7 separate regions of the Mus musculus genome follow, and all the other regions are linked to region 7. A link is a loop called in an ENCODE intact Hi-C map of the cell type or tissue named here. Cell type or tissue: left cerebral cortex. All regions are shown on one strand. Each heading gives the region's core, and the rest is flanking DNA. Links, peaks and the distances in the headings are about the cores only. Region 1 has its middle 23 kb from the start of 5430403N17Rik. Region 2 has its middle 47 kb from the start of Gm39163. Region 3 holds the start of 5430403N17Rik (RIKEN cDNA 5430403N17 gene). Region 4 overlaps Gm35021 (a long non-coding RNA gene). Region 5 holds the start of Lonrf1 (LON peptidase N-terminal domain and ring finger 1). Region 6 has its middle 51 kb from the start of 5430403N17Rik. Region 7 holds the start of Prag1 (PEAK1 related kinase activating pseudokinase 1).

Region 1 (4,433 bases), core at 180-4,179, 230 kb after region 7:
TTCCAACACTGCCTCCTCCTCACCTTTTACCGCGTCACAGCTACATCAGAGCATTTTCTCCTGCACCGTTTCCTCCAGTCTTTCTAGCACACACAGAGTTCCATCTTGACATCTGCTTCTCCAAGGGAATCCATCATTAGGAGCTAGAGAGATGGCTCTGCGGTTAAGAGCATGCACTGTTTTTGTGGAGGACCTGGGTTTGATTCCCAACACCCACACAGTTGCTCACAGCCATCCATAACTCCAGTCCCGGGACATCTGACAGCCTCTTCTGCACATATGTGTAGATAAAGCATTCCTACACAAATAAGTGTAACTAGATCCCAGCCCCAATGGTTCAAGGCTTCCTTTTATCTGTGTTCCATAGCACATTCATTTTTGATGCACTTATTGGAAATAATAGCTCTTTCAGAGTTTGGGGGATGTTTGTTCCCCCCCCACCCCCCTGCCCCCCGAGGTGCCAGCATGGGTTTAAACCCTTCTTAGCAAGTGATGCAGGGAAATTGTGCTGGAGAGGAGCCACAGCCACGGCATGGCACGCATGCTGTCTGCAGCTGCTTTCTGCTCATGGCAGAATGAAGCAGTTGCAAGGGATCTTTGCCGTAACTGCAGTTCTCTGCCATAAATGCTTCTCCAGTTTTGCAGATCTTGTGCACCTCTTTGGAAGGCTTCATGTTCCATGGCAGTGGCTTTCGTATCTCCAATGCTTCTCCCATCCCATGCTTGCTGAGCTGAAAAGATTCTTGCAAGGCTCTGAACATGCCCCGTTTGGCAGAGAAGGAGAGATGCTGGCAGAATCTCTCAGGTGATTTCCCTCCTTGTCCTTTGGTTCCAGGTCTAGCAATAAATCAAAACCTCCAGTTCCCATTGTTGGAGCTGAACAACAGTTGCCAAAGTCACCCTGTCCTATTCTGTGAAACCTGTGCGAGAACATCTTTGTTGGGATCATTATGCAAAGGATCTTGGGAAATGAAGGTCATACTATACTGGATTACCTGGGTATGCCCTGGATGTTGTCACATTGTCCTTAAAAGAAGGAGGCAGCGGAAGATCCAACAGGCATGAGGCAGAGACTGGAGCGATGCCCCCACTAGCAAGAACAGTAGAAGAGAACAGTGAGCAAGCTCTATCCTTGAAGAGGGGGCGGGGCAGAACAGACCTGAGGCTTTCAGATCCCCTGCCTCTACTGGAAATTACATCCCACTGCCCTAACCCCAACAGACACCTTTGAAAGAGCTCTCTCCTCTCCTTCCCCTTTCCTCTCTTCATCCCCTTCCATCCCTTCTCATCTTCCTCCTACTCCTTCTCTCCCCTCCTTCCTCTCTCTCCAAAGCAAGACATATATTGTAGGGAACAAACCATTACAAACTTCTGCTGGTTCTCCAGCTTCTGTCTGTATTTTGGGTCACCCCAGTAAAGATTGTCCCAGGACGCTCCAAAGGAGTCTTTTCTCAGAGGAACCTGGGGCAGGGGCAGGGGGTGGGGGTGGGGGTGGGAGGACTTCCTATAACCTAGCAAGGGTTTCCTCTATGTATCTTCTTGGACCCTAACTGACCAGCTCCATTCATGGCAGTCAATCAAAATGCTAATTATTAAGTGACCTGTCGCCCCAGCAAAGCACCTACCGCTCTGTGCTTTGAGGTACATGGCTGACTTTTGTAAGTCTGCTTCCTCACACTTCCTTCTGTGAGGTACTTATACAGCCATCCTCATTTTTACATGTAAATAACCTATGGTCCTGAGTATGAATTATTTCAGCAGCCAAAATGACAGTTGTCCCTGGTATACATATCTCAAGCTCTGAAAGGATTTGAGGAGACGAAGCTGCCTCTTAACAGCAGCCCGGGCACTCTGATGCTGGTGCTGTGATAATTTTCTTCACGATTTCCCACCTCTTTCCACCCAAATTTAGTTAACAAAAGAACAGGTACCCAGCCAGGTACAGGGTATTTTACTCCCTGAGATGTGCTGACACCTGCTGGCAGATGAAAGAATAACACCACCAAGGAATTTCATAAAAAGCCCTTGTGGGCCTTACAGGAAGTAGTAGGTTGAAGAAGGCAACCGAAACTTACTTGATGATAGTGATGAAGACAGGTCAGAAAGCCCAAAAGGATACCAGGGAAGCTGAGCGGACCCGGAGTCTAAGGTTAAGCATCTAGCCCGGTCGGACTCTCCACGAAACCTCACAAACCCTCTATTGCCCGGTGGCCACAAACAGCTTGGGTCCTGAGATGTAAGCGATAATACCTTTCACCTAAAGCCAGTAACAGAACTGCACAGGCATCCACCGGGTAATGCTGAGCAACGCCTCACTCCCGCTTTCCTGTCACATGTTCTAGAGCCATCTATAACCCAGTTACTGTTGATGCAAGGTGTGTTTAGGTGGTGTCTCAGTTAGGGTCACTAATGCAACGATGGAACAACACGACTAAAAGCAACCTGGGCAGGAACGGGTTAATTTGGCTTACACTTCCGCATCACTAGAGGAAGTCAGGAAGTCAGGTAGGGCTGGAACACGGAGGCAGGAGCTGATGGAGCGGACATGAAGGGGGACTGCTTACTGGCTCTCTCCCCAGGGCTTGCTCAGCCTGCTTTCTCATAGAACTCAGGACCGCCTGCCTAGGGAAGGTACCACCCACAATGGACTGGGTCCTTCCACATCAGTCATTAAGAACTTGCTCTACAGGCTGATCTGATGGAGGCGTTTTTTCCAACTGGGGTTTCCTCCTCTCAGGTGACGCTCATCTGTGTCAAGTTGACATAAAATTAGGCAACACAATTGGCCCTTTGTCAATTGACACACAATGCTTTTAAGACACAACCCTTCCATTTTGTGGTTCATCCCCAAGATCTCAGATAGATAAACATCACGAACATAAAACATGTTACAAACTTAAATTTTCACAGTCTTTACCAATTCAAACACTTTAAGAGCTATCTCTGTAAAATTCAATGTCTCCTTTATACATACACACACACACACACACACACACACACACACACATATATATATATATAAAACTTTTATTTATATGAGTACATTGTAGCTGTCTTCAGACACATCAGAAGAAGGCATCAGATCCCAGTACAGGTGATTGTAAACCACCATGTGGTTGCTGGGAATTGAACTCTGGACCTCTGGAAGAGCAGTCAGTGCTCTTAACCACTGAGCCATCTCTCCAGCTCCCCAAGGTCACTTTTAAATCTAAAATCTTGTCTAAGAACAGTCTCTTAACTGTGGACTCCTATAAAATAAGCTAAATACTTTCTTACTTCAAGAGGGAAAAAATAGCACACAGTCACAATCTAAGCAAAGCTAAGCCGTACTCCAACAGTATAAATAATTCAATGTGCAGTATCTGGGATTCACTCACAACATCCTGGGCTTCTCCCAGGGCCTTGGGTCACTTCTTCAGCTCTGCCCTCTGTAGCACACATGGCTTATCTTGTAAGCTTGGCCAGGACCCATGGCTGCTCTTCTTGGTGGTCATCCCATGATACTGGCATCTCCAAAATGCTGGGGTCTTCTACTGCAACCAACAGCCTCTCCTGGACTTTCTTAATGTTGCAACGCTTCAACTTTTCTTCATGGTCTCTTCATTCCTAGGCTTTCGCCTGCCACTGAGGCTGCACTTTCACCAATGGCCTCTCCTGGACTCAGTGCCAAGCAAGCCTCACCTGTTCTCTGTGGCCCCCTCATGACTACCCAGTACCACCGGGGTGACTCTCATCCATGCCCAAACTTGGCTGTCAGTACAAGGCAGAACCTTGGCTGCCTCTGAATACAGCTGGCATGTGATGACTCTAAGGACACACTTCCCAGATTTCACCTCAACGATGCTGGCCTCTTCCTAATCATGGCTGATTCTTTGGCCCCAGCCTACCAGCATCCACTGTCCCAGCAAAGTAAAGGTTTGTCTTTAGTGGTTTTGGTCTTTTGTTAATCACAGAGAATTCTTCAGCTTCATCTGACCAGAACCACAGATTCTTAACACATAAGGCCTGGTAGAATCTTTGCTTCCCTCTGAAACGTCACAAGCCAGGCCTCCATCATCTGCACTGCTTTCAACACTCTTATCTTCCAAGATCCTATAGAACATCCCACGGAGATCTCAATACTCTGGGCTTCTCTAGCCCAAAGTTTCAAAAATCCTTCCACAATCCCCCCCTAAGCAACATGGCCAGGTGTCTCACATTATCCCACTATGCTGATCCCAACTTCTGCCTTCCGGTTGCTATTGCTGTGATGACACACACTGTGACCAAAAGCAAGTTGTAGGGCAAAGGGTTTATCTGTCTTACACTTGAACTCTCATGGTCTATCACAAAAGGAAGTCGGAGAAGGCCGTCAAGCAGGGCAGGAACCTGAATGCAGAGGCCATGGAAGGGTGCTGCTTATTAGCTTTCTCTCTATGGGTTTCTCAGCCTGC
Region 2 (4,433 bases), core at 103-4,102, 75 kb after region 7:
GCTGGAATCCCTCCTTCCTTGGTGTGACTGAGGGACAGACATCTGAGCCCCTTGCTTTCCCTTGTTTTTGCTACTGTCCAAAATATTTCCCTAGTGCGTCTACAGACACTGTAAAGCTCTAAGTCCTAACCATCAAGCACGAATTACTACACTGAAAGGGAGAAGAGAAATCTATTACATTAGCCCTTGGCTTTTCTTGGTGCTTCTAACTGTATGTTCCAGGGGTCTTTATTTAACTGAGACTTCTGTTTAGAGACTTTGTGCAGTTACTCTTTTAGGAGATTCTCTGGTAATAAGCTATGTTAGCTTTCCTTTACCTAAAAACACCATGATTTCTTCTTCATCCCTCCAAGGAGTGGTAAGGGCTCTCCTCTGGTTACAGACCATTATCGTCTCTTTTGTCCTCATATATTAGTATAGTGGTAAGTTCTTTTGGGCCTCTTGGAAAGGCACTGGTCCTATTTATAAAAGTGCTGTCTTCATGGGCTCATGTAGTCTAATTACCTCCTGGGGACCCACTGTCTACACCATCTGTACCGGCTGGTTTTGTGTCAACTTGACACAAGCTGGAGTTGTCACAGAGAAAGGAGCCTCCCTTGAGGAAATGCCTCCATGAGCTCCAGCTGTAAGGCATTTTCTCAATTGGTGATCAAGAGTGGGAGGGCCCATTGTGGGTGGTACCATTTCTAGGCTGGTAGTCTTGGATTCTATAAGAGAGCAGGCTGAGCAAGCCAGGGGAAGGAAGCCAGTAAAGAACATCCCTTCATGGCCTCTGCATCAGCTCCTGCTTCCTGACCTGCTTTGAGTTCCAGTCCTGACTTCCTTTGGTAATGAACAGCAATGTGGAAGTGCAAGCGAAATAAACTCTTTTCTCCTCAACTTGCTTCTTGGTCATGATGTTTTGTGCAGGAATAGAAACCCTGACTAAGACACCATCTCATTGGAGAGCAGGGTTTCAACATGAAATCGAGGGAGATACAAGTCCTTCTCATGGGTGGGATGGGGCTACAGTCTTCCTGCAGTGTTTGTCAGGAGGAGAACAGTGGTTGTTGGCAGGTTTTCTGTCTTGCTAGGCTTCCCATCTTCTGCCTTTTAGCTGGAGAGAGCAGCCTTTCCAGGTGAGGTGAGTTATTTGCTCATTCATTCATTCATTCATTCATTCACTCACTCATTCGTTTCACCGAATCTGTTTGTATTTTTGGATGACCTTTTCATCTGGGCTATGGTTCTGAAGGAAATCCTAAGGGCTTTGTGGTTCGTAGCTCACCTATCTCCCCTTTCCTCTCTGCAGGAAAGGCACTCTTCCATGGAGTTTATCCTCCATTGATGGATGGATGGAGACGGCATGCAGCTGTTGAATTCACAAACGACTCTCATGTTATCTAGAGGAGAAGGGTCCCCTTGCCCTCGTTAGTGATCAACACTGTTACCACCTAAGTGCATTTATGGAGAACTCTTTGCACACAAAGCTGTTAGGAAGGAAGGAAGGAAGGAAGGGAGGGAGGGAGGGAGGGAGGGAGGGAGGGAGAGAGAGAGAGAGAGAGAGAGAGAGAGAGAGAGAGAGAGAGAGAGAGAGAGAGAGAGAGAGAAAGGAAAAGAAAGAAAGACCAAATGCTACTTCTCACCAACATATTTAAGAAGGTTTAGTCTTGGTTATGGTTTTAAAAAAAAAAAACTGTCGTAAAGGTGACTAATTTTCTTTCCACATCTAAATATAAAGTCAGTGAGAGAAGCTGCTGCCCACTGTGTGACAGAGTTAACTCTGTTTAGCTATTTAGTATAGAGCATGTGGAGCAGGCAGATGATGTCCACTCCTACACCTTCCACCCACTCAAATGCCAAAAAAAAGGTCTACTTTTCACCATTTCTGAATATGGCGTCTCCAGCCATCCCGTACTTCAAGCTCCAAATCTGAACCCTTCAGTCACCACTCCCCTGCCTCTACCCACGCCAACAGGAAGACTTGTGAGCTGCACCCAGCCAAACTTGTCTCCCTGTGCAACAATGGTAGCCGCTCTGCTCACTACCTCGAGTGGATTTCCGTGTGAGCTGTGGATGGTCTGCCTGCGTCAGATCCTGTTCTATGTTTTCCCACCGCTTCGGTACCTTCTAAATCTGAAGCCACATCACCTTACTCTCCTGCTGAGCACCCACCAATGCTTTCACACCACACTTGGCATGGAAGGCCAGCATTTCCTCCAGACCTCAATGCCAGCCTGCATTGTCCTTAGCCTGTCACTTTCATGAGTCACCGCACAACTGCAGTGTACCACCCAGGCCACAGTGGCTTCTTTCTTTCCTTTGAACTTGGTCCCCTCTGTAGGACATTTGAACTTCCGGGTGGATGTACGTGTCGATATGGTAGGCTACTGGAGATGCTTTTGTATCTACTACAGCTGTTCGTACTGAGTGCGGCATTGGTCAGGATGTACAGGAACTTCTGGTGCTGTAAGAGTCATTTGGTTGCTTAGTGTTCCCCTTTTTTGCAGACAGTGATCTGTTAGGCTGTGGTGTGCCTGAAAAGAGGACTTTAAAATTCTCTTATCAGGCAAGGTGGTATGTCTCTCTGATCTTGGGAGATAGAAGCAGGAAATTCGTGAAGTTCAAAAGTCAATCTCTTCTGCCTAATGAATTTGAAGCTAACCTGGCCTAACAGGATCACCTATTACAAAACAAACATGGAATCCCTCTGACCACGATTCCTTGTAGTCCACGGTGCGATGAGAAACAAATGGGATGTGTGGTTTCTGAGATCGTCTTTGGGCTCAAAGCAGAACCAGGCCTTAGTTACAAATCAGTGCTGACCACGGAAAGGAGGGAACTGCCATTGTTTCCGGCATAGACTCTGTCTTGGCCACCTCGGCCTCAGAGTATTGGTGACTGTCTGATGTGCTGTCCTGCACCCACACCTCAGGAAGGAGTGAGTCTTTCCAAGGGAGGGAGGAAGCAAAAATCCATGCTGACAAGAACACAAGGTTTACTCCGTTTCTAAGATTAGAACAGGCCCCACAGAATAAAGATCTTTGTGTATGTGTTCCGGTCATCATCTGAAACACTCATATACAGTAAGCACATTGTTCAAAGCAAATTGCATTACCCCCAGTCCTGGCCACCATTCGCTATTTTAGAACCCTCTTTGTTTCTGTTCTGCTGAATTAATTCAGACTGTCAAAAAGCAGAGGGCATATCAGGGCCCTAAATCAAGTCATCTGTCTAGAAACTGCTTTTCAGGAATGTTCCTTTTCTCATGCTTTCTCCAACTAGTCCCCTCTGCCTTCTCCTAGTAATGAAAAGACTTCAAAGGGGATACGCTATGCGTTTCTTCTAATGGCACACAGGAAAGAGGAGGCAGCCATTTGGAAATATGCATCTCTCTGTGAATGTTGGGGGTGGGGTGAGGAGGGGAGTGGGCACAGTTGTTATCAGCTCCTGCCATTAAAGTTCCTTAATTTAAAGCTGTCTGCATTAAGGAGCAGTCTTGAGTTCTCTATCTCGCAGATAGAGGTTATTGGTGAGTCCCAGTAACTAGTATTTAAGAGAGTGATACTGAATGAGATAAAGGTGGTTTAGGAGGGATGGTACAGGACTCAGGATGGAAAATGTGTAGTCAAAGAGTAGAAGAGGGAAAAGATGCACATGTAGAGAGTGGGCAGGGCAGGGCAGGGCAGGGCAGGGCAGGGAGAAGCTTCCACTGTGGAGCCACCGGGTGACACACCTTCATTCAAGTCACTGAAGCGTCTCTCCACGGATCAAGAAGTCTAGGAAGAGGTGTGTTTCCAGCTTTCACAAGCAAGAGTCCGACCTCCAGAAGAGCACTGACGTCTACTGAGACCGTCAGCCCGGGGATTTCTCTAGCCTCGTGCTTTCAGTCATGCTGGGGTCCATCACAGGGTTCCTGACTGTGACACAGTTGATCTTTTCAGTTATTTGTCGAGGAGGCTGCACTGTGCTTCCTGGCAGAGCACATAGTGATGGCCTCTCATTCCCCAGCAGCACCTCCCTTCTTATGCTCTGACAACCAATCTGCCTCCAGGCCAAGCGCCTATGGGAGGATAATATCACCTTGACTTAGACCCTCTTCTTTAACACATTATGCTCAACACTATTAAAAATATAAATGCCTAAGAGAAACAAATACACAGGTAGAAACCACTGTTGTGTTTGCTCATCCAAGCAGAGTGGGAAAACTGTTTGACAATAATTAATTGTGTACTTCAAAATATTGCATGCATGCATGTATACGTACACAAACACACCCACTCAAAAAATAAAAATAAACCTTTTTAAAAGGTATAAGCATACTTTATATTGTTATAGAAATAAATTATTCACCTCAGATTATTTTTTAAAATATACATGAAGCAAGTAAACTGAGTCTGAAAACCATATAATTTTATATAACATGGTTATCTAAAAATGTAGAGGGTTATATA
Region 3 (4,433 bases), core at 297-4,296, 210 kb after region 7:
GGATCATAATTTTAAAATAAATAAATAAATAAACAAACAGGACTTCCCAGCTGCAAATCCTCATAAACAATCCCTTTCCCCCAGGACAACAGTCAATCTTTGGTAAGAAAAACAGGAAGCATCCAATTCAGGCTCCCGGTGGAAGGATGCAGGCTGAATATTCATTAGGGTGGGGGGTGGATGGGAGCAGGAGAAGGGAAATGGCAGGCAGCCAGGGACGCTCACTGCATCCCATCTCTCAAACTACCGAGATGTGGGTTTTTTTTTTCCCCTACAGCCTCCTTGGAAGAAGGACAGTGAAACTGTCCTGTTGTGATATGAAATATGACCACAATAACTAGGTTAGATAATAAACTATTCTTTATTTGCTAATAATTGTCAGCTCACAGGGTCTGTACACGTATTAACACTGAAACATTAAAAAAAAAAAAAAAAGAAAAGAAAAAAGAAAGAAACGTTTGCTTTCCACGCCGTCGTCGCCTAAGGGGAATAAAAAGAATTCGGAGGCTGCATAAAACTGTAATTATGATGCAACACAGCCAGGAGAGCTAACAAAGAATCTGCTTTCCCTTTGTGTTGTTAACTGAGTTAGTTCTTCCAACTTTCTGCTGCTGACAATGGTAACACTGGGCTTCGCTGAATGCTGGGTGGACAGGTAAGCCTGGGGGCAGGTGGCCCGAGGGGGAATGCACACAGCTGTGCTATAAGGCTGACTCTAGAAGGAGGATGGTCATCATTTTCCCTTCATTTCTCTGAAAAGGAAAGGAAGACATGTTTATGAGCAGTATAATTAACAGCTGGGTACCTTGTTGAATTAAGACATTATCACTGGATGAAGTTTTTTTAAAGGGGCAGCTAAAAAACTCCAAAGGCGAGTGACATGCTATTTCTCCTTTGGTGAAATTAGCCAATTAAAGTCAGATTTAGATGTGTGTGTGTGTATATATATATATATACACAAACACAGGTTTATTGCAAAGCTGCTGTCAGGTGTGTTCACTGGCCCCAATGACTGAGGCCATAAAAGTCACCATGGAAAGGGAAAGAGAGCAGAGGGGGAAGAGAAAACTCAGAGAAAGAGAAGGAGAGAAAGGAGAGACCAAAATGTCTGGATTACATAGGGAAGAGCCTCTGACAGAAGGGCAGCCCAGTCACTGGGCTGAAAAGTTCCGGGTTGGGAGCAGGGCATGCCATGTAGGGACTGAGGGATGCTGGGAGAACATGGACACCAGGTCTGCTTTGGTATGTAAAATATGTCCTAGGGTATGAAATCAAACAGTGACCCAGTGGGGAAGAAAAACGGACTTTACGATAAGAACTGAAAAATACTTGCTGGCAATGTTGAAGTAGAAGTTAAATGTATTTGGCTGAATTTCATAAAGGAAATCAATGTTCCCATTAGCTAAATCTAAGGTCATCTGAGTTCGTTTTCTAGTCCTTGACAATGTATAAGCTCCAACACCCCCATTCTTTCAGAGTGAGTCACAGCTGCCTCACCTTCCTTCCACCCCGCCTCTAGCCAGCATCCTTCCAACTCCCAGATGTGCACACAACCCTTTGTGTTCAGGTTTTTCCTCCCACATCTTCCTGGGGGAATAGGAGAGGGTGTGGCAGTGCTGGTCTGATTCCCTTACAGTTCCACTCTGGGGTCAGTCCCTCCTCTAGCTTTTAATGGGTGGCCATTCACACCGTGCTGGTTCCAGTGAGGTGGAGAAAGTTCCATGAGGCAATGCCACTACATCTGATATCACCTCCTCCCCAAATGATACTCAAGTGAAACTTCCCTCTCTCCCCACCCCCACAATATGTAGACAAAACCAATGTCTTCCTTCTCCATCCAGACTCATAAGTAGAACCTGGATATGAAGGAGACCCGAGAAAGCCATCAGCTGGAAGCAAACAGTAGTGTGGTATTGAAAAATACAGAGAGGTGTGAAATGTTGTAAATAGTTTGGGCAATGAGAAATAAACCCTGGAACCACACACATGCTAGGCAAGGACTCCATCCACTCAGGAATTTTGATTTGGTTGATTTGGTTGATGAATGCAAGGATCAAGGGCTTAGTATCTACACTTTTTTGAGGTTCCCTAACTCCCTTTCCTCATATCCTTCTGTCTTAGCCCTTCATATTTGCTTTCTCAAAAAGGGTACCATCTCCAGAAAGGAAAGATGAAGGTTACAGAGCTCTATAACAGAGCCCCAATGGGTTCTGTCTTCAAATAATAAAATATGTGCAACATGGAGGGGACTTCTCCACAGTCTTTCTGGTACTTTGAATGAGAATAGCACCCCCCCCCCAATATAAGCTCATGTATTTGTACTGTTATCACCAGTGGTATTATTTGAGAATTAGAAGGTGTGGTTCTCTCTCTCTCTCTCTCTCTCTCTCTCTCTCTCTCTCTCTCTCTCTGCCTATGGATCAGGATGTAGCACTCAGCCTACTACTCCAGCATCATGTGTGCTGCCATGATGATAACAGGACTACACCTCTGAAACTGTAAGCTAGTCCCTAATTGAATGATTCCTTTTCTAAGAGTTGCCTTCGTCATGGTGTCTCTTCACAGCAATAGGGCAGTAACTATGACAGTCCTCTTCCCAAAGCGAGAAATCCCACTCTTCTGAGCCACCCACCACCCAGCCCTTTCTCCACTTGAATGTGAGCATAGCAGTGGGCACACTCAGGTGTCACACTGACTTAGAATTCTGAGCTGCCTCTTCCTACGTGACGGCCCGATTTGTCAATGCCACTTTGTGATGCTCTTCTTACATGCTTCCGGTAGAATCTTGGCACGAAGTGTATCTTGTCATCACTTAGATGAGATCCAGAGCTACCAAGACATCTTCCCTAAGCCTGAATCCTTCAACACAGCAAAGCCAGATCTCCGGTGGCATGTCTGTCCTTCGTACCCTGCATCTTGTTTGTGGAGTCTTGGAAGCTTACCTTTGGCATTACAGTCTAGACATTTACATAAGAACTTATGAACACAGTGTTTTTCAAAGCATACTTTGGCATTTCATGTCATGAAAATAAAAGACGTAGGTTAGTATCCTCACCATTCTCTTGTCAGTAGGTTTTAATAAGGTTAATTTCAACATGGGATGGATGGATGGATGGAGGGGACTGGGTGGGGAGGGAAACAGGAAGGATTACGTGTAGGGAGGAGAGAGAGAGGAGGAATGGGGGGAGGGTGTTGGAGGAATCCCTGGGATGAGCTAGAAACCTAAGACAATGGAAACTCCCAGAAATCTACAAGAGTGACCCTAGCTAAGACTCCTAGCAGTGGGGGATATGGAGCCTGAAACAGCCACCTCCTGTAATACAGGAAAGACTTCCAATGGAGGATCTGGGACACTAACCCAGCCACAAAAATCTTCTACCCACAATTTGTACTGGTTATAAGGTATCCAAGAGTAAAGATAAAGCAGAAATTGAAAACATGGCCAACCATAGATTGGCCCAGCTTGAGAGCCATCCCATGAGAGTCCACTCACGACACCATTAATGATATTCTTCTATACTTGCAGTCAGGAAGCTTTACCCAGCAGCTAATGGAAACAGATGCAGAGACCCACAGCCAAACACTGGGTGGAACTTGAGGAATCCTATGGAAGAGTGGAAGGAAAGATGGAGGAAGCCAGAGGGGTCAATTACACTAAAGAAAACTGACAGAGTCAACTAAGAAGGGCCCATAGGAGCCCACAGATAATGAACCTCCAATCAAGAGCATGCATGGGAGAGACCTAGGCCCTTGGGCACAGATGTAACATTTGTGTATCTCGGTCTGGTCTTCCTGTGACACGCCTAATGTCAGGAGCAGGGGCTGTCTCTGACTCTGTTTACTGCTTTTGTGTCCCTTTCCCCTAATGGCCATGATAGATTTGCCCGGTCCTACTGCAACTTGATATTCTGAGGAGGGTCAATATCCATGGGAGGCCTCACCTTTTCTGAGGAGGAGGAGAGGGCACGGAGGGGGCGGGGGGGAGAGGAAAGACTGGAAGGAGAGAAGAGAGGAAGTTTTGCTAGAGATGTAAAGTAAATAAATAATTTTTTTAAATTGTCAATTTCAATATTATAGTGGAAGACAGCATTGTGTATCATTCAACAGCCTATAAGCAGCTCCTCAGATATGGCCATTCTGCCTCTAGAACCCGAAGGCTTCCAGACCATTAGCTATGATAGTCAATTTACCAATTGTCTTAGTTAGGGTTTTACTGCTGTAAACAGACACCATGACCAATGCAACTCTTATAAAGGACAACATTTAATCGAGGCTGGCTTACAGGTTCAGAGGTTCAGTCCATTATCATCAAGGTGGGAACATGGCAACATCCAGGTAGGCATGGTGCAGGCAGAACTGAGAGTTCTACATCTTCATCTGAAGGCTGCTAGCAGAATATTGGCTTTCAGGCAGCTAGGATGGGGGTCTTAAAA
Region 4 (4,433 bases), core at 141-4,140, 360 kb after region 7:
TTCACTGATAGCTGTCACTATGGCTTCCCGCTAAGTCTCCTCTCCTGGAACCTCAGCCTTCTCGCCATGTCTCTTGGTTAGCTTACCCGAGGTTGATGGAGCTTGTTTACCTTTTCGAAGAAGGAACTCTGTGTTCCGTTGATTCTTTGTATTTTGTTGTTGTTAATTTCCATTTCACTCATCACTCCCCTCTGGATCTTACATTTCTTTCTAAATACTGCCTTCCAGTTTGGCTTGTGCTCCCCCTACCCCCCCCACCCCCCTCAGGACCCTAAGGACGAATCATTAAGTTATTTATTTGAGCTCTCTCTTACTTCTTCATATAGACACTTAAGGCTAGAAAATCCCTGGTTAGAACTGTTTTCTTTGTGTTCCGTAGGCTTGGGTAATTGTTGTCATTTGATTCTAGGAACTTTTTATTTCTTCAAGAACCCATTTGTTATTCAACAGCATTTGTTGTTTGATCTACATTAGTTTGTATATGTTCTAGAGTTTCTTTGTTGCTGTTGGTTTGTAGTTTTTATTCCATTGTGATAATATAAAACACAAGGAATTATTTCAGTTTTCCTACATTTGTTAAACCTTGTGCTATACCCTACTATATGCTAACTTTTTGAGAAAGTTTTATGGGCTTCTGAGACAAATGTATATTCTGCAGTGTCTGGGTGAATGGTTCCAGAAATGTCTGTTTAATCCATTTTATCTAGGATATCATTTCATTCAGATATTTCTCCTTATTCTTTGTTGTACTGGTCTATAATGTGACCTATAACTAAAGTCACCCACTACGGTTGTTCTAGAAGTAATCTGTGACTTTACATCCAGTATGTATTATGAAAGTAGTTTCACCCATGTTTGGACCACACATGTTTAGGGTCATAATGTCCCTACCCATGGCTTGCTCCCTCAGTCAGTATGAAGTGGCCTTTACTTTTTCTCACTGATTTGGGGTTGCTGTCTATTCTGTTTAGGATTAGAACCGAGACATCTGTTTGACGTCTCTGCGTGTTTGCTACCATTCTTTCTCCTTAAGGTCGTGTCTGTCTTCTGGGGTGATGGATGTTTCCTGAATGCAACAAATAGAAATGTCCCTGACATTTTGTCCAATCTACTAGTTTGTGTCTTTTGACTGGGGAATTGAGACCTTCAATATTCTGTTATTATTTAAAGACAAGTATTGATTCCCACTGAGCTTATTTCATAATGTTTGTTTTCCTTTTCTTGTGCTCATGACTCCAGTGTGGCTTACTTTTTCCTGCAGCTTGATGGGTAGATCTATTTATCTACACACTCCAAAGGGTTCTTTTTTTTTTTGTTTTTCTAGACAGGGTTTCTCTGTGTAGCCCTGGCTGTCCTGGAACTCACTTTGTAGAACAGGCTGGCCTCAAATTCAGAAATCCACCTGCCTCTGCCTTTCAAGTGCTGGGATTAAAGGCGTGCACCACCACACCTGGCTTCCAAAGGGTTCTTCTAAGTACCACCTATAAAGCTTAGTGGTCAAGAATGCCTTCAGCCTATTTTTAATCATGGAAAGTTTCTTTCCTCCTTCTAGTATGAGTGATAGCTACCGTATCTTCCTAGTCCCACTCCATAGCTTTAAAGTTTACTCTGAGAAATCTTCTACTCTTCTGATGGGCCTGCCTTTATTTGTGATTTGGTCTCTATAGCTTGCTGCTTTTCAATATTTCCTTGGTCCTACATATTTAGTGTTTTAATTATGATATGATGAGGAAAGTTCTTCCCTAGTCTTCTCTGTTCGCTGTTCCAAATACCCACAGATTCTGAGTCTTCTCATCGTGCAAATGTTACACTAGACAATTAACAGGGACCTTTTGATTTAAATAACTATTGAGTGATTAAACAAACCAGGATAGTATGGTGTATGTATACTTAAGACTTTAGTTACTAAGGTTAGGTGTAGGAAGAAAGTAGAGTGGATACTGTGCTGAAAAGTAGAGTAGAAGCAGCCTCCTATAGGAGGGTAGGTCAAGAAACACACTGAGAAAATCCTAAGGTCTAACTGAGCAACCTACAAACAAAAGCAAGCCATCATGAGAAAAGATTGACATTCAAAATATGAAATAGAGTACTTATGACTTTCTGCTACTGTTGCATTGACTCGGACAGTGAAGTGTTCGGATCCCTCTGGCTCTCAAAGGCTCCCCCTGGTGTGAGAGAGAAGACTGGGAGTCCACAGGCTCTGTAGACTCCTTGGTTGTGCCTCTCTGATGCTTGGGGGAGGGGAGGCTCTAAGTCCTTCCCTGGTGGTTCCCTCAGACCCCTATGCCCTACCCTGCCTTTTTGCGATTCTGTAGTTTTCAGAGTAAGTTGTGAGCAGAGCTTCTACTGAGCTCTCTTTATGGAAGCTTGGTTCAGAGGGCGTGGCACCAATTCAAGAGTGTGTGCCGGGTTCACCGCAGAGCTCTCTGGGCTTAGTAGGTTCCTTTATAGCACTTGTCTCTTGCATCTTATTTTGTCTGTTTTCTTTTGGTGTCTTCGGCAATAAAACTTCTAATCTGTCATCTTCCCTGAACATCTCAAATGTTAGTGTGTGGGTGTATGATACATGTGTGTACAATATATATATATGTGTGTGTGTAAAATATATACATGTGTATATATATATATTACATATACATACATATATATATATACACACATGTATACACACACATGAGTGCAGGTTTATGTGTACCCTGCACACAAGTAGAAGCTAGAGGACAGCCTTGATGTCAGACCTTCCCTTCTGTACTATGTGACATAGATTCTGCTCGTGGCTAAATGTCTCAGCTCCTGGGAATATTGAATATTGATGTCTCACCAGGGGAACATCAGGGTTGCAGACATGAGCTACTGTTCCCAGTTTTATAGTTTTAAGTTCAGCTCTAGGGACTTGAACTCAAGTCTTTACACTTGCATGGCAAGTGATTTACCCACTAAGCTATCTCCCCAGCCAAAAGATTTTAGTTCGAACATTCTCTGTTAAACTCTTGCCTTTCCCTTCCTCCCAAGAACAGGGTGGTCAGAGAGCAAAGGGTAAACAAAGGGTAGCTTTCATTTGCCGCTCAGGAATAACAATTCAAATGAGAAAATAGAAACCCAAACAGGAAGATAGAAACGGAGACCCTCAGCGGCAGCCAGATGCCAGCAGTTGCCCTGATACATTCTCAAGGTTCCACCAAGAGAGTGCCAGCACGCATTGCAGCTCTACCGTCTTGCAGAATGTCGAGATGTCTACCTAGAACAGTCCCTGGTAAAGCAATCTGGAGACAGCAGATCACCAACAAGTACAGCAGGAGGAGAAGTCCTCCTGTCTCTCAGGTCTCGAAGGCTGAAGTCGGTGTCCCTTGCTTGCTTACAGTGGAAGCAGCAGGCCTTGAAGGCCAAGGCAAGAACCATAGGTTTTGAAGCAAAAACTATATCTCTTGGAGCAGAAGAAGCAGAAGCTGGAGTGAGTTTCCTAGGAGCTCTGTCTCCAATGGGTCTCAGTCTTCTTTCTCCAGTGAGCATCCTGGAGCCAGGCTCCTGATCAGAACTAGGAGCGGGATGAGAGGCAGACTCGGCTGGGAGCCTGAAAAGCATAAAACCCTGTAGGATGTATCCAGTGATAAAGAACCTGGAGGGCCCTGGTTGGCTGCGGTTGGGGGGAGGGGGGAATGCAAATGAAATATACAAAAGGACCAATCAGAAGAGAGCTGTCAAACCAGAAGTGGGTGTGGCAAACCAAGCCTGGCCAAAAGGTTCCCAAACAAGTTGGTGACTCAGTTTCCCTTCTTCTGAAGCAGTGTGGGGAAGCAAGCACTCTACTGCCAAAATGGTGCCACAAGGCAGTTTGTACCTGGGCGTTTCTGTCAATTTCCAGTTGCTAGGATGTCACTAGGGTCACCTTTGCACCCAGAGATGCTACCTCCACCTCCTCCTAGAGATGTCTCAGTTCTACAGTCAGCTCCAACAGAGAATAGAATTTTGCTAGAATAACCGGATTATTCTATCTTTAAACGCCACTGCAGGCTATTAAACACAGCCTATTCCCGACTCCGTTTCCAGTCAAATCTTGTTGTATCCCATAGAGGGAGGGTCAGGGTGTAGAGTGTGTGTGTGGAGGGGGGGTCTTTAACCAGCTAGGGTTCTCACAGGTCATCCTCTGCTGCTGCTTATGATAATAGCTGGGACCCCTTCTATTTCTATTATATGTTGTGTGCTGAAGAAATTCCTAGACAGGAAAGTTGTCCCTAGTGCGGTAGTGCTGAGATGGAAGCAGCTAAGCCCTGGGACAGAACTCTCATGAAGGGCTCAATGCTATTTTGCAGGGGTTCCAGCTCTCCTGTGACTAGATCAGCACAGCAAAAGCAGGTTATTGTAAAGCCAAAGGTCCCATGTGCTGGGGCTCCTTCTGTACTCTGCCAGTTCCCTGTGTTGTTCTACTGTATTGT
Region 5 (4,433 bases), core at 224-4,223, 150 kb before region 7:
GAACCTGGAGACTTTCACTCTCTAAGGTGTGCTTTGTTTATTTAATAGTTTAATGGGGGGGGTTGGTGTATTGCACTTTTTAAATTAAAATTTAAAGGTCACTCACAAAGTATCGGGCTTCTTTTGGACAGTTCATTTCTTCGTTTGAACTCTTAATAAACTTTATCACAAGTCAGCACTAACCAAAGGAAGTGGTCTCTGGACGTGGAATGTGTGTGTGTATAAAGTTGGCAGATTTCAGTTTTAAGTCTCAAAGTAATCACACCGTGCATTCACAATCCCTTTGCCTGTTCTGGCCGGCCGTAACCCAGGGCATCTAGACCCACCCAAAGTTTCCTTTCTATGGCCAGGAGGAGTCGGAGTACCTACTCAGGTGCTGCAGGTTTGGGGTCACAGCACTGCTGGTGCACATACGAACTGCACAGCGCCCAAGTTATAGGCCTGGGGATGGACCTCGGTTACAAGAGGTGTCAGCTCGAAGGCCGCCCAGGAGACTTCGGGCTTTGTTCAGTCACGAGCCAAGCCCTCCTCGTCAGAGAAGCCAATTAGATCCCCGCTGGGGATCATCTGATCTCACGTCCCTCTCCAGGAGGGGCTCAGAAAGGGCGGGACCAGCCGGCCAGCTCTGGTGAACTAGGAGGCCGGCCGCATGTCGGGAGGCCGGGCGCAGAAGCCAAGGCCCGCCCCGCTCCGCCTCGCTAAGCCTCGCCCCTCCTCTGTAGGCCCCGCCCCCAGGGGCTCCCCGGGCGCGCGCCGCCCCGCCATGTCCGCGCGCCACGCCCCCCTGCTCGCCGGCCGCGTGCGGAGCCGCGCGCCCCGGAGGTTCCCGGACCGTGGCGGCGGGCGGCGGCGGCAGAGCAGCCCTGTGCGGGCCATGTCTTCTCCGGCCGTGGCGAGGGCGTCCCCGGGCGGGAATCGGGAGGCGTCCGGCGGACCGCGGAGCCGGAACGGGCCGTGGGAAGTGGGCGGCGGCGGCGAGCGGTTGGAGCGCGCGGGCGCGGAGTCGGGGCGCTGGGAGCTTCTGCTCCGCCGCGGAGAGCTGCTGGCGCTGGGCGGCCACCTGAAGGGAGCGCTGGAGGCGTTCGCGGCTGCGCTGCGCCGCGGGGCCCCGGCCAGGCCCGAGCGCCTCGGGTCGCTAGTGGACTGCCTGGTGTTCAGCTACCGGCTCCGCCACGGGCTGCGCTGGAGCGCGGCACCCGCGGCGGGCGCGGCCGGGCTGCTCAGCTGCCTGAGCTGCCGGGGCTTCCTAAGCGAGCCGGTGACCGTGCCGTGCGGCCACAGCTACTGCCGCCGTTGCCTACGGAGGGAGCTGCGCGCCCGCTGCCGCCTGTGCCGGGACCGCCTGCCACCCGCCGCCGCCGCCTCGGAGGGGACCCCGCGGCCGCCGCCCCTGGCCGCCGCCATCGCCGACTTCCGAACCAGCGTCGTGCTCAACCACCTGGCGGAGAAGTGGTTCCCGGGCCAGCGCGAGCGCGCGCGGGCGGCCGGCCGCCTCGGGGAACTGCTGCACGAAGGGCGCTACCGGGAGGCCCTGGCCGCCGCCTGCGACGCCCTGCGAGCAGGTGATGCGGGGCTGCGGTGTGGGGCCGGGCGAGCGGGGATCACGAGTGTGGGAGGGGGCGGCGCCCCGGGGTGCTTCGGTCACGGTGGGGATCGCCTGGGAGCTGCAAGTGACGCGGCGCGGGGAGGGGCGCGGATGCGAGGTTCCCTCGTGCGCGCGCCCAGCGGGGACCTGGGGCCGCGGAGCTTGGGCGCGGGGTGGGTGGGGGCCGCAGGCTTCCCTCAGTACTCTGGCCGGGAGCCCCAGCCGGGGTGGGGGCGAGCATCCCCGGGCTTGGCGGGAGCTCGGGGGATACCGTGTCTACCTTGGTCGTGCACTAAAGTCACCGGGGCAATTAGAAGCCGCGGGAGGGCAGAATTGCATAAGCTGGGTGGGGGGGCGTTGTGTAACGGGTGACGTTCAGTGGGCGTGGCGGGAGCCCGGCGCGGGCACCGGCATCGGGAGGCCCAGCGACGGCCCAACTCCGAGTTGGTGGCCGGCTGCCCCCGAGGTGGTCACCTCTTCTTACCTGCAGGATCTCTTGCTCCTGGAACCTCCTCCACCTGCCTGTCTCATATCCTGCTTCCTCCGCCCTCTGTGCTGCTCCCTTGTACCCCTGGTGTTGGTAGAGAAGTAGCCTGTGTGAGGAGTTTGCCTTGCTCACAGTAGACCTGTGAGGGGAAGCTTTGTAGGTCTTTTGTTTATATTTTCATATCCAAGAAACAGCAGCTTGGTCCCGTCTCCTGCTTAGAGCTTAAGTTGGTTTTTAAGCTGGGGGGTAGGGGGAAGAGGGCCATGTAAACTTAGTAAACCCGAGAGTTCCTCTTTAGATCCTGGAATGTGGTTGTTCTCTACTGACTGGGGAGGGGACCTTATCTAGAAAAGCACGTAGAGACATCTTCGAATGGCCACCTCTTTTAGGAGTCCTGTCAGTACAGACATCTGGTGGCCCTTCCAAGGATGTCACTAAACATTCCTAGGCTCACAGCCGCCTATGTGAAAGACTGATCAGGCCCAAATGTCAACTTTATCATACATAGTTGGTCACCTGATGTTGGCCATGCTTTATGTCTGCTGCCTACCACGAGAAATTACTTATATGAAATCATTGACATTGGGAATTTTTAACTGATTTAAGTATTAGATAAGTTATAATCTTGTAACTGAAATTATTATCTTGACTCTTTTAGTCATCCTGAGCAAGTGACAGTAGCTTCAGGAATATCTTTCTGGCATGTTTTCATTGTCTCCCAGAAGCTTCATGAGCAAGCAGTAATAAACTAAGATGACAAACCCAGAACACTTTGGAGTCCACAGTTCTGCTGGGGGTGACTCTGGATATCTGGGTGAATAAAGTTGAGTGGGGGAGCTGGAGCCAACTGACCAGTCATCCAGTATCAGGCTGCGGTCAGACCTTAATGAGGAAGCAGAGACTGGACGGGTGACTTACCAACAGTCACTTGGGTGGTGGCTTGTCTGGACAGCTTAGACCCTCCACTTTCCAACCTTCTGTGCCCAGTATTGAGATTCTAGGGTCTACCGGGATATCATCTTGAACAGAAAAAGCTGGGAATGATGAATTCTTTTGTTTCCAAGCTTCACAGACCAAACGTGAGATTTGCTTACAAGCTGTGGAACCACCCCCTTTTCAGGACTTGGATGCAAGTCTCTTCTTGCCTTTCACTTTATTATGTTATTAGGTTTTTATTTTTCTTATTTGTAGGCTTGTCAAAAACCAGTAATTCTACACCTGATTGTGTATCTCAGCGATACTAAAGTGATAATATTTTTCCCTTGAATTCTTTGTGTGAGATAAAAGGAGAATAGTTATAGAGCCAAACATATTTGAGTTGGTAGAGGGCAATTGTATGTGGTTCATAATTTATGGGCATTAATAAGAGTAGGCGGATAGCTCCGGGGTAGCGTGCTTGCCTGGCACATGTAATGTTCTGCTCTGTATCCCTAACCTTCCGAACAAGCAACGCAGTCACTCTCAGAAATCTGTTTGTCCGCTTGTTAAGGTTAAGTTTTGTTTGTTGGTTTGGTTTGGTTTGGTTTGGTTTGGTTTTTTTTTTTTCTTTTGGAGTTGGTGAGTTATTATCTATGGAAGCATTTGAAAGGCATTTGTATCACTGCTCAACTCTAGTTATTAATGACACCGTCCTTTTTGGTAATGAAAAAAAAAAGCCCTTGCTGTATTTTTTTCATGTTTCTTAGAATGAAACAAATATTATTAGAAAAAAAAAATCTAGTCTGCAGTTGGCCCCCACACAACCAAACTTAAACTTGTCGGCAGAAAAAGAAAGCCCAGGAACCCTTGCCAACGTCAGAATTCCCATTGCGATTACATAAGGGTCTGTTGCACTGGAATATATTTAGATAACATTTAATCCATTGATCTTTTGGTATTAACTCTCAGATGTTTCATAACTTTCTTCTTAGTATTCAAGGAGCTTATGTAAAAGTCTTTTCTGCATGGAGTCTTTATACTGGAGTCTTTTGAACGGATCCCACTGTGGAGTGGATGGAGTCTTTTTATTCTGGATTTTTTACACTGACCCCTCTCTCCTGTGTTCTCCACTCTCCACATGAAGACAGAACGGTGTGGTTGACGATTTGAACTGGCTTTAAAAAAAAAAGTCAAAGTGTATGTGCGTGCGCGCTTGTGGTGTGTGTGTGTGTGTGTTTGTGTACAATTTTTTATTTAAATTGTTTAAGGAAGGTTTTTTTTTTTTAGTTTTTTATGTTTTTCATTTATTTACCGTTTTGCTCATGCATACATACATGCTGTGGTGTGCATATGGAAGTCAGAGGACACTGTGGGAATGAGAGAGAGCTTTCCATGTCAGACCTGGGAAGAATGGCTTGGCAGCAAATGCCTTTGTCCATCTCA
Region 6 (4,433 bases), core at 177-4,176, 160 kb after region 7:
GTGACGGGCAGTCAGGCAATGGGCAGTTGTTTCAGTGGGAAGTTTAAGTGGAGATTCATCATTATCATTATCATCCTCATCTTCACTATGTTGTTATATCACAAGTTAGCTACTTATTGCAGTGCATCATGGGCACTAAAGCAATATTAGGCTGCATTAATAATTAGAAGAGTGCTCATAAAATGATAGACCATGGTCACAGGATCTCTCAGATCTGGAATTCCAGGCTCAGAGCTGGACGCCCTCCTACAGGGAAAATGTTACCCAGCTAGACGATAGACAGAGGACAACTAGAACCTGGGACACATGAAGACAATGGCTGGTCTTAAGAGTCTTGGTCCAAGATGCAGCTAATGGTTGCAATTGTACAAAAATTCTCTTTCGTTATAAGAAGAAAGAAGTTAAAGAAAGCTAATGTGAGTTCTATGCTGAGGTGAAATGTGCAGATTGATTTACTGAATTGGTTTGTGGGGTGAAGGATGCCCAGACCATGGAAGGGATCCAGCTGGATGTGAAAGAACTTGGCAGTTGTTTGCACTCAGTGGGTCATTGTGATCTTATTAATGTGGCTTTCCCTCCTTTCATCCCCCAGTCCTCAAATTGACCTTTTTTTCACAATGATTCTGGAACTCCCAGGCTACAGTGGTCCCATGCCTTCCATTTTATGAGTTATTGTCTCTGTAGATTCATAATTTTCTTTCTCTGACTCTAGTCACTATTCTTAAATATTTTTTAATTCTTTGGTTATGTTTTTCATACTATAAAGAATTATTGGAAACATGGGCTGAGGAGGTGTCTCGGTACTTAAGAGTGCTAACTGCTCTTGCAAAGGACTGAGGTAGAGTTCCCAGCACCCGCATGACAATTTACAACTGCCTGTGACTCCAGTCCTAGGGGATCCAGTGCCCTCCCCATATACTTGCACACGCTTGGTCAATAAGAACTCAAACAAGCACATGCATACACATAAAAATAAAAGAAAATCTGAACCTTTTAACAAATTTAAGGATTATTCCTAACAAAGAAGGAAGGGAAGGCTCATTTTAGCCCAGGGTTTGGAGGTGTCAGCCCGTGGCTAGATCCACTGCTGCTAGGAGCTAGAACATCACCCTGGGAACACGGTACAGCAAATCTTATTCTATAGCCAGCAGGAAGCAGAGAGTGAAGAACAGTGTGGGCGGGCATAAGATCGATCCTTCAGTGGAATTCTTCCAGTGACTGTTATCCTCCAATTCCTAGCTTCTACCACCTCCCAATAATGGGATCAAACTGTGAGTCCATCAGTGGACTGATTAAGACAGGAACCCCATGGTCCAAACACATCTCCAAAGCTCCATCTCTAAGCTTTGCACTGAGACCAAATGTTCAACCCACAATGCAATTGGGGGGACACCTCATATTTAGACAACAGCGCAGCATCCAGCCCCGTCCCTTGTATAGAAAAGAAGTTTAACCATACATATTTACTGTGTCGTAATACGCTGGCCAAAAAGCTTACTATTCTATCTATTCACTAAGAAATTCCCAATGCACGTTCCTGGGTCCTGCTTCAGAAAGCCCCACCTCTTGCTATTGATCACCTCTGAAAAGCTCATTTCCATGTATTTTCTCCCCCATTGTATTTTTTTTAAAGAAAACCCTTTTTCTGACAGTAAGCCTTTTTCTTATTTAATGTGTGGTCACAATCGTCGACAAGAGGGGAACAGATGGCTGAGTTGGAAAGGAGACGATTCCAGGCTGTCTGAGGTTTAACAACACTAATGAAAGGAAATTTACCAAAGACATAGAAAGGCACGGGCGTTTGAGATGTTTTAAAGCCCAGCCCACTGCGCCTGGCAGCTCCTCTCCCCTGGCTCTCCCCCACCCTTTGCCCCTCAGAAGAACGTGAGGTTGCCAAGCTGAATCTGATGTAGCACAGTACTGTGGCTCTCCTAAGCACAGGCACAGGACTGGCTGGCTGGGATGCCATTGTCTTTCAGCAAATTATCTTGGCATGGTTCAGCTGCCCAGGCTGTGCCTGGCTACACCTGGCTGTGGTCCCAGATCCCCTGATGTGACAGCTAAGCAGATAATGTAATGCAGCATGGGGGGGTGCTTTATTCCATTGTGGGGGCAATTCTACTTCTGAGAGGCTATTTCATAATTCTTACACCTGCTCCATTCTGTTAGCATACGCCTCTCAGCCCCCTGCCTCTTCTCTCTCTCTGATTTTCTTTGAATAGAAAGCTTACAAAATGGCCCCATCTGTTTCTATCAGTCTTTGTCCTCTAAGGAAACCTGGCATTACATTAACCACGAGGACATTCGTCCGTTGGTCACCTCCTGGCACAGGGCAGTCAACTGCATCCCCCTAATGAAATGCTGGTGTGCTTTGACAAGGTCATACTGTATTGCTGGCTGGCCACAAGCACAAGCCAGTTCTCCTGTCTAGGCCTCCCAATGCCGGGATTACAGATTTGCACCATTGTGGCCAGTTTGGGCTCCTGTTTTCTTATGTTCTGGAGAGAAAAGGCTGTGAAACAGATGAGAATCCTCAGAGAACATGAGGCGGCAGGTGTGCATGGGGCCTGGATTACCTGAAGATCTACAGAAAACCTGAAGAAAGACTGAGAGGGTCTGTAGCTACCAGTCTCACCAACCTCATTTGACTTTCCAATATTAATTGCTATAGTGGGGAGACCTGAGGACCCGGCACCGGACTTAATTTAGATTTATGCAGACACAGCCTAGGTTTTTCAATGGGAGCAACCAACACTGATTATCTTACTATCATGATAATCCTGAAGTGGGAGGAAGAGGTTGACACAGGTGGGCATGGTCTGAAGATGGTTAGACTAGCGTCTGAGGGAGAAGTTGGGCATGCATAGAAGACATTTACTTCACCTTCGAGAAGAGACCGAAGGTAGACTAGACACTGAGCCAATCAGCAGAGAAAGGGGTGTCAGAAGAAACAGGGCATGGTCCAAGAAAGACAGATAAATACTAAACCAGCGTTATCAAAGATGCACAACCATTATCCAGTAGGTTGCTGGGCAGCACCCGTAGGCCAATGGAAAGATAGCTAGATAGGCTACATCGTAGAAAGAAAGACTTCCTGTACCAAATGAATGGACTGTGGCTAAAGTGGGTAGGGATAGGGAGCTGATCCTGGTGTGAGAGCTGTAAGCAAAGAGTGACAGGTGACAGGGTCAAGCTATCTCGTCAGAAACTTCTCTCTCTCTCTCTCTCTCTCTCTCTCTCTCTCTCTCTCTCTCTCTCTCTCTCTCTCCTTGATGTTTCTTGAATGCACCTGCAAACCAGCAACTTGGAATTGGTGATTGTCACACCTCAACCTCCTAAGACATGGGGTCGGTTCTAAGTGTCTGTGCCTCTGTGAGTGTTATCTTCTCAACGAGAGGTATATTCTAGCCCTCATGTTCGAAATCATAGTCTCTGCCAACATCCATGATTTGAGATCGATAATTGTCCATGACCATCAACCTGATCAAATTGATACATGCCTAGGAGATGAGGGAAATCCACCTCTGGTTGTGTCTGTGAGGGTGTTTCCAGAGATGATTGGATCCTGAGGACTCTGACTTAGAGGACCAATAACTGTTTAGATGGATTTATAATAAGATGGCACTATTGGAAGGTAGGGAAATTAGGAGACAACATTTAGCTGAAGGAAGCAGGTCACTGGGGCCATACCCTTAGCTAAATCTTGCCTAAACCCTATTCTCTGCTTCCTGGTCACTATTGTGTATACTATTTGACTCAGTAGCCTTTTCTTGGCTTAAAAATTGACACTCTTAAAATGGTGCTTTTCCCACTCAAAGTTTTGTTAGTTATTTTGGTCACAGTAACATGGAGATTGTGTGTGTGTGTGTGTGTGTGTGTGTGTGTGTGTGTGTGTGTGTGTGTGTAATTCAGGTATTAGTTATGTTTTCATTATTGGCTTTTCCCATCCACTTGGAATTAAACTTAAGACAGAGGTTTCTGTGTATCTTGTCACTATTTATATCCTAAGTTCCCAGGATAGAGCCTGGCATACAGTATAATGTAAGCAGCAATAGTTCAAAGGGGAGATGATAAGGGCAAATAGGAGAGTGGTGTTGGGATAAGAAGAACAGGATCTTCGCGTATATTATATGACTTCCCAACTGGTTGAAAATGTCGGTTGAAAGAAAGGGAATGATCAGCCTTTAAGAATTCCCTGAAACAGATGAAAATATAAAAGGATGGAAAAGGAAGATAATGACGAGCCCTGTTAGACTATTTTAAAATGAAATTAGTTGTAAAGTCTTGTTCTAGTTAGTTTTAATGTCAGCTTGACACAATCTCCTAGGAGGAGGTTTGTTTTTTTGTTTTTTGTTTTTTGTTGTTTTGTTTTTTGTTGTTTTGTTTTGTTTTGTTTTGTCTTGTTTTTTCAAGACAGGGTTTCTCTGTGTAGC
Region 7 (4,433 bases), core at 252-4,251:
GCGGAGGGGTGGGGGAGAGTGGGTGGGTGGAGGAAATGTTTTGTTTTAGTCTTCAGAGAAGTTGAGTTTGCCATTCTAAGGGCCAGATTTGTATGGGAAGCCTGACTAGACCTTCCAGGTCACAGCAAAGCCACGTTGCGGGCCCATGTCTACTGTAGGCAAGACTCCAGTGACCCTCAGTGGGCTTTGGGGAGACAGCTGTGTGGGGCTCCTGGGAAGCTAGCTCCAGGGCAGGCTGGGGGAGCTGTGGGGATGACATCCAATGGCTTCCTCAGAGGTTGCTGCACACAGTCACACAGGTCAAATTTGGGGTGGCCTCATCTCATTTCCTCTTTAACAGGCAATCCAGAACACCCAGACACCCCACTTTGTAAGGCTCCTCCCTCCTTTCCATTTTTTTTGTTTGTTTTTGTGTGTGGTTTTTTTTTTCCTTTTTTTTTTTTTTTTTTTTTTTTTTTTTGCCATCAGCTTCTGACAGCCTGGGGAGTTCAGTAGGCTCTTGATTATTGTACTGTACTGCCAGAAGCTACCTTGAGAGCACTCACTCACTCACGGGCACTCCTTTGCTCTCTTCCACAACTCTGACATTTTCCTGCAGGCTGACCACCACATGGGTCACACAACTGCCCAGAAACACAGAGTATCTTTAAGAGAAGTCGCTGAATATGAGTAACAAAGGAAACCCCGGGCTGCCCACTGTCACTGACTCATTGTGTCCTGTTAAAACTGGCTCCTTAGGCTCTGCAAACAGACATTCCCAGCTTGTCTTTGGAGCTAGAGCAGCCCTTCTAGGCCTGGAACTGTCTCCTGTTTGCTTTCAGGGAAAAGATGATGAACTATGCAAATGACTCTCAGAGCAGGAGTAGAGAGAGCCCTGGGTAGTGCCAGCTCTGCACAGCCTGGGAATGGCACCTTCTCACATGCCTACCTCAGAGGGTAGGTGCAGAATTATGCAAATGATCCCATTTCTCAGTGAGAGGCTGCAAGTGTAAGATCAGGAAAAGATCCGCAGCCTTCTTTGTGATCCAAGTCACAATAACAGAGCTTTGCCTCTGCAAACTTCGGGGCGCTACGATTTACAAGGCTGAGCTGTCAGATACACTCCCACCCCCATCTCAAAAAGAATCCGAAGAATCAGGGTGGCCAGATCCTAAGTATTCAGGTCAAAACCCCTCTTATTTGCACCCAAATTTGCTCATGCCTTACTTGATAGAATTCCACAATTTTCCATCTAAATAATATTGCTTCTTGTATTTTACAAAAAAAAAATAATAATGCAACCCCCCAAAGGTATAGTATGTATGGAAAGTATATAGATTAATGCATTATATTCCATTAGCCAGCGTGGTCTAGGGAGAAAGCAGGACATGACTACCCTAACACCCCACCTCACCCCAGCCCCAGCACTGAGGGTATATAATGGTATCTACATATCTTTTTATTTTCTACTTTCTGAGCAATCATAGTAGGAGGAGTGTGGACTTGAAGCCTGCAGTCTGATCCAATAAGGGGAGCAAAGTTCTGAGGGACCCTAGGAAAGCCAACTTGCTTTCTCTGGGGCCTCCTGTCAAATCTCCTCAGAAGGGGCTGTAAGGTAGAGTTGAGAACTGTGATCAGTTAAGCCTTTCCAACCTGAGTCTGAACTGAATCCGTTGCAAAACTCCTCAGCCTTAGACCTTTGGGCTCTACAATAGGCTCTGCAAAACCATGGTTGAGCTTTACCTGGGAGAACAGACACAGTGAGCGAGCGCTGTGGGCTGAGAATTGCTCAGCCGCCTCCATTCGCATTCCCAGGACTCACACACAAGCAGAGATTCTATTTTCCAAGGGTAAGCGTGCTTGCGTGTGCATGTGGGTGCATGTGGGTGTGTGCGCCCGGCTGCAGAGGGGACATCACAAGCAAAGGTTGGGAGCTAGCTCCAGGTATGGAATGATCACCAAGGTTCATCAAACAGATAGCACCTTCCTTCAGAGATCAGCTGCAGCCTAAAGGTGGCTTCCCTGGACCCCCAATTCGTCACCTCCGGGTCTGGCCGGAGCAGCCCGAACGGCCTCTGCCCCTCTGCTCCTTTGACAATACTCACTGCAAAAGGAGCAGTTCCCAACACACAAAACAGAGCAGCCAGACCAGCAAGACCAGTAAAACCATTACAGCAGTCGATCACCCTTCCCGGAACTCCAAGGAAAAGTTTCCCAGTTTCAAAGCGAGCGTTTCTCAAAAGAATTGAAAATACCCCTCCGACTCCCCAGCTTTCCCGTCTCGGAACCTGCACCGAGGGCACAACCCTGAGCACGAGGTCCGGACTCTCCACGCGCTCCGGATCGGTAGCCTGTCACCCCTGGGGACGCCAGCAGGGGCTGGCCCGCCGGGCCACCGCAGCGACTCTGCGAAAGCCCCTGGGCCGCCACGTTCGTCAGACAAAAAGCGGCGGGATCTGGAGAGAGAGTGGTGGGCTCACCTGGGGTCTGCGGTCTCGCAGCCTCGCCGTCGGTGACCCAGCAGTCCGTTGCCCCGCCGGACGCCTCGGAGCATTGTCTTTAGCGTGTCTGCGCGGAGTGCTTGCCCAGCCGCGGGCGGCTGACTTCTGCCTGGGCCCGGCGGCCGGGTGGCAGCTGCGATCGCGGCTCCGCCCCCTCCGCCTCGGGTGACGCCGCCCGCTCCGCTCCCGCCGCACCCCCGCAGTCCTTGCCGCTGCCCCGCGTCTCCACCGGGCCTGCGCGTCCCGCCACTCTGCTCGTCCCCAGTCCAGGAGGGCGGGCGATCGCCCCTGCCCAGGTCCCTAGGAACTCCGCACCGCGCCCCGCCCCCTCGCTCGCCACAGCGAGGCTCCGCCCCCAGCCCGAGCCTTGGCGCCCCTAGACCTGGAGCTGAGCCCCCCAGAGCGTCCCCAGCTCAATCCCAGCTCAGCGCAGTTCTGCTTGGAAGATCTCTGGTGCTCCCAGCTTTCCTTAACCACAATGCACAGATAGGTGTGTCTGTCGGAGTAAATGCATTCTCATCCCTCCACCCAGCCGACCCTAGGAGACCCTGGTAGGGAGGGAGCAAAAGAACGAAACATGGAAGAGAGGGGATCCGGAGTACAATAATAAGATCTAGGGCGGTGGGCTCTGAAAGAGGCGTGAGCGCCTTCACTGCCACGTACTGTTATCCTAGGAGAACCACAAGCCGGCTGGAGCAGGGCTGGCTGAGAGATTTCAGGTCCTGCTCAGCTCCTCATGTCCAGGCCTCTAGCAAATGGCTCAGCACATCTCTTTGAACTTTAGTGTTTTAACAGTGGAATGCAAATGTTGGCCTGGAGGACCGGCCTTCAATCATGCTGGGGCACCCAGGTCCTCCACCTGTGTTTACACCGCTTCCAGTGCGTGAGTCACTGGCTGAGATACAAGGAGTTCAAGATATTGTTCCTCGGGCGAAAAATCTTTTTTAACTCTCAGGAGAGGGCCAGCCAGTCGCCTCCCTTCCTCCAGCTGCCTGAGTAGGACAGACTTGCACCTTGCCCTGGGTGTTCCCTAAGAAGCCAGGCACTGAAGTTACTGCTCAGGGCCAAGCCTGAGTGAAAACGGAATCCTCCCCCGCACCCCCCCCTCAACACATCTGGTTGCTTCCCTTTGCTTTACAGAGGCAGCGCGGTGTTACATCCTTAATCAGGATGATTCCACGGAGAGAAGGAAGGCACCACTCAGACCCTCCCCCTCTTCGCCTTTATGTGGTGTTAACACTGGCAGCGCTATATAGAATATGAAAGAGGAAGAAGACATGTTTTGGATATGTGTGGCTTCTATGTAAGGAGTGCAAAGGGACCATAAGGAGAATTTACTTATCATTCAATGTCCCTCATTACCCATTTAAGTACGGAAAGACTGATAGGAAGGTGAATAGGAGTCGTACTAACATTCATGAAGAACCTACTACGTGCCAGGCAACGTCACAGGGCAGGGTTAGCACATTTGACACAGCATAACACAGGTCCAGAAGGGTCCTATCCTTTGCCAGGGCTCCTCAGGTGAAAAGTGGTAGTGTTGAGATGGGAACCAAGAGCTGCCTGATTCCACCGAGAGTCCACCACATTGCCCTACCAGTCAATCATTTCAACAAGTACATAAGGAAAACTCTGGTGGAACGGCGCCAGCAGCATTACATTCTCCTGAGGGGTCCAGTCTACTTATGAAGACACCAGAGGGGAAAGTGCCAACAAGCAGACAGGTACAAAATGGTTTGCACTGGACAAACACAATCCGGACCCAAGAGGGGCTTTCAGTTCAGTGACACTGGGCCCTCTCATGGGGATTTTGGATCATTCATGGCTCTCAGCATTCAGCTCCCCACATCTTTCAGTCCTCTCCAGGGGGCATAGACACTTCCCAGGATAAATAAAGGCCATGCCAAGCACATAAGAGACACTTCCACACTTTTTACTCTCTTTACCCAATTT

The links. A loop is a pair of places that touch in the nucleus more often than their neighbours do. Peaks named below come from ENCODE experiments on the same cell type or tissue, not always from the same donor. Only the 100,000 strongest peaks of a DNase experiment are listed, where the experiment ranks them.
Region 1: a loop joins it to region 7, with 5 times the contacts of the local background. A loop is called at or near these places in 26 of 42 quality-filtered maps.
Region 2: it touches region 7 in a loop (6-fold over the local background); 7 of 42 quality-filtered maps call a loop at or near these places.
Region 3: it touches region 7 in a loop (2.8-fold over the local background); 6 of 42 quality-filtered maps call a loop at or near these places.
Region 4: it touches region 7 in a loop (2.4-fold over the local background); 2 of 42 quality-filtered maps call a loop at or near these places.
Region 5: it touches region 7 in a loop (3-fold over the local background); 3 of 42 quality-filtered maps call a loop at or near these places.
Region 6: it touches region 7 in a loop (7-fold over the local background); 4 of 42 quality-filtered maps call a loop at or near these places.

What each region holds. Positions count from the first base shown.
Region 1 is chr8:35,857,963-35,862,395 of GRCm38, reverse strand. No RefSeq gene overlaps it. Among named protein-coding and RNA genes, the nearest start is that of 5430403N17Rik, 23 kb to the left of the region's middle. In left cerebral cortex, for the core only: a CTCF peak has its summit at 1,981 (motif pointing left); DNase peaks (open chromatin) are centred at 620, 1,000 and 1,979.
Region 2 is chr8:36,017,558-36,021,990 of GRCm38, reverse strand. No RefSeq gene overlaps it. Among named protein-coding and RNA genes, the nearest start is that of Gm39163, 47 kb to the left of the region's middle. In left cerebral cortex, for the core only: no CTCF peak of the experiment used is centred there; DNase peaks (open chromatin) are centred at 992, 1,891, 2,440, 3,064 and 1 more place; H3K27ac peaks cover 1,294 bases.
Region 3 is chr8:35,879,075-35,883,507 of GRCm38, reverse strand. It overlaps 5430403N17Rik (RIKEN cDNA 5430403N17 gene), which reads left to right and starts at 551. Exons shown (of 3, transcript NR_046181.1): 1 at 551-655. In left cerebral cortex, for the core only: no CTCF peak of the experiment used is centred there; DNase peaks (open chromatin) are centred at 571 and 2,707.
Region 4 is chr8:35,733,382-35,737,814 of GRCm38, reverse strand. The region is part of intron 4 of Gm35021 (a long non-coding RNA gene); the gene reads right to left. Among named protein-coding and RNA genes, the nearest start is that of Gm40492, 6.5 kb to the right of the region's middle. In left cerebral cortex, for the core only: a CTCF peak has its summit at 2,168; a DNase peak (open chromatin) is centred at 2,167.
Region 5 is chr8:36,245,696-36,250,128 of GRCm38, reverse strand. It overlaps Lonrf1 (LON peptidase N-terminal domain and ring finger 1), which reads left to right and starts at 770. Exons shown (of 12, transcript NM_001081150.2): 1 at 770-1,562. The coding sequence starts at 875. Gm35712 (a long non-coding RNA gene) reads right to left here and starts at 2,223. Exons shown (of 4, transcript XR_870368.3): 1 at 2,070-2,223. In left cerebral cortex, for the core only: a CTCF peak has its summit at 2,151; DNase peaks (open chromatin) are centred at 1,927, 2,371, 2,954, 3,882 and 2 more places; H3K4me3 peaks cover 3,835 bases; H3K27ac peaks cover 3,548 bases.
Region 6 is chr8:35,931,305-35,935,737 of GRCm38, reverse strand. No RefSeq gene overlaps it. Among named protein-coding and RNA genes, the nearest start is that of 5430403N17Rik, 51 kb to the right of the region's middle. In left cerebral cortex, for the core only: no CTCF peak of the experiment used is centred there; DNase peaks (open chromatin) are centred at 1,218, 1,450, 1,762 and 2,031; H3K27ac peaks cover 1,746 bases.
Region 7 is chr8:36,093,015-36,097,447 of GRCm38, reverse strand. It overlaps Prag1 (PEAK1 related kinase activating pseudokinase 1), which reads right to left and starts at 2,620. Exons shown (of 6, transcript NM_172911.3): 1 at 2,460-2,620. In left cerebral cortex, for the core only: a CTCF peak has its summit at 2,353; DNase peaks (open chromatin) are centred at 1,803, 2,644, 3,232, 3,621 and 1 more place; H3K4me3 peaks cover 3,083 bases; H3K27ac peaks cover 3,077 bases.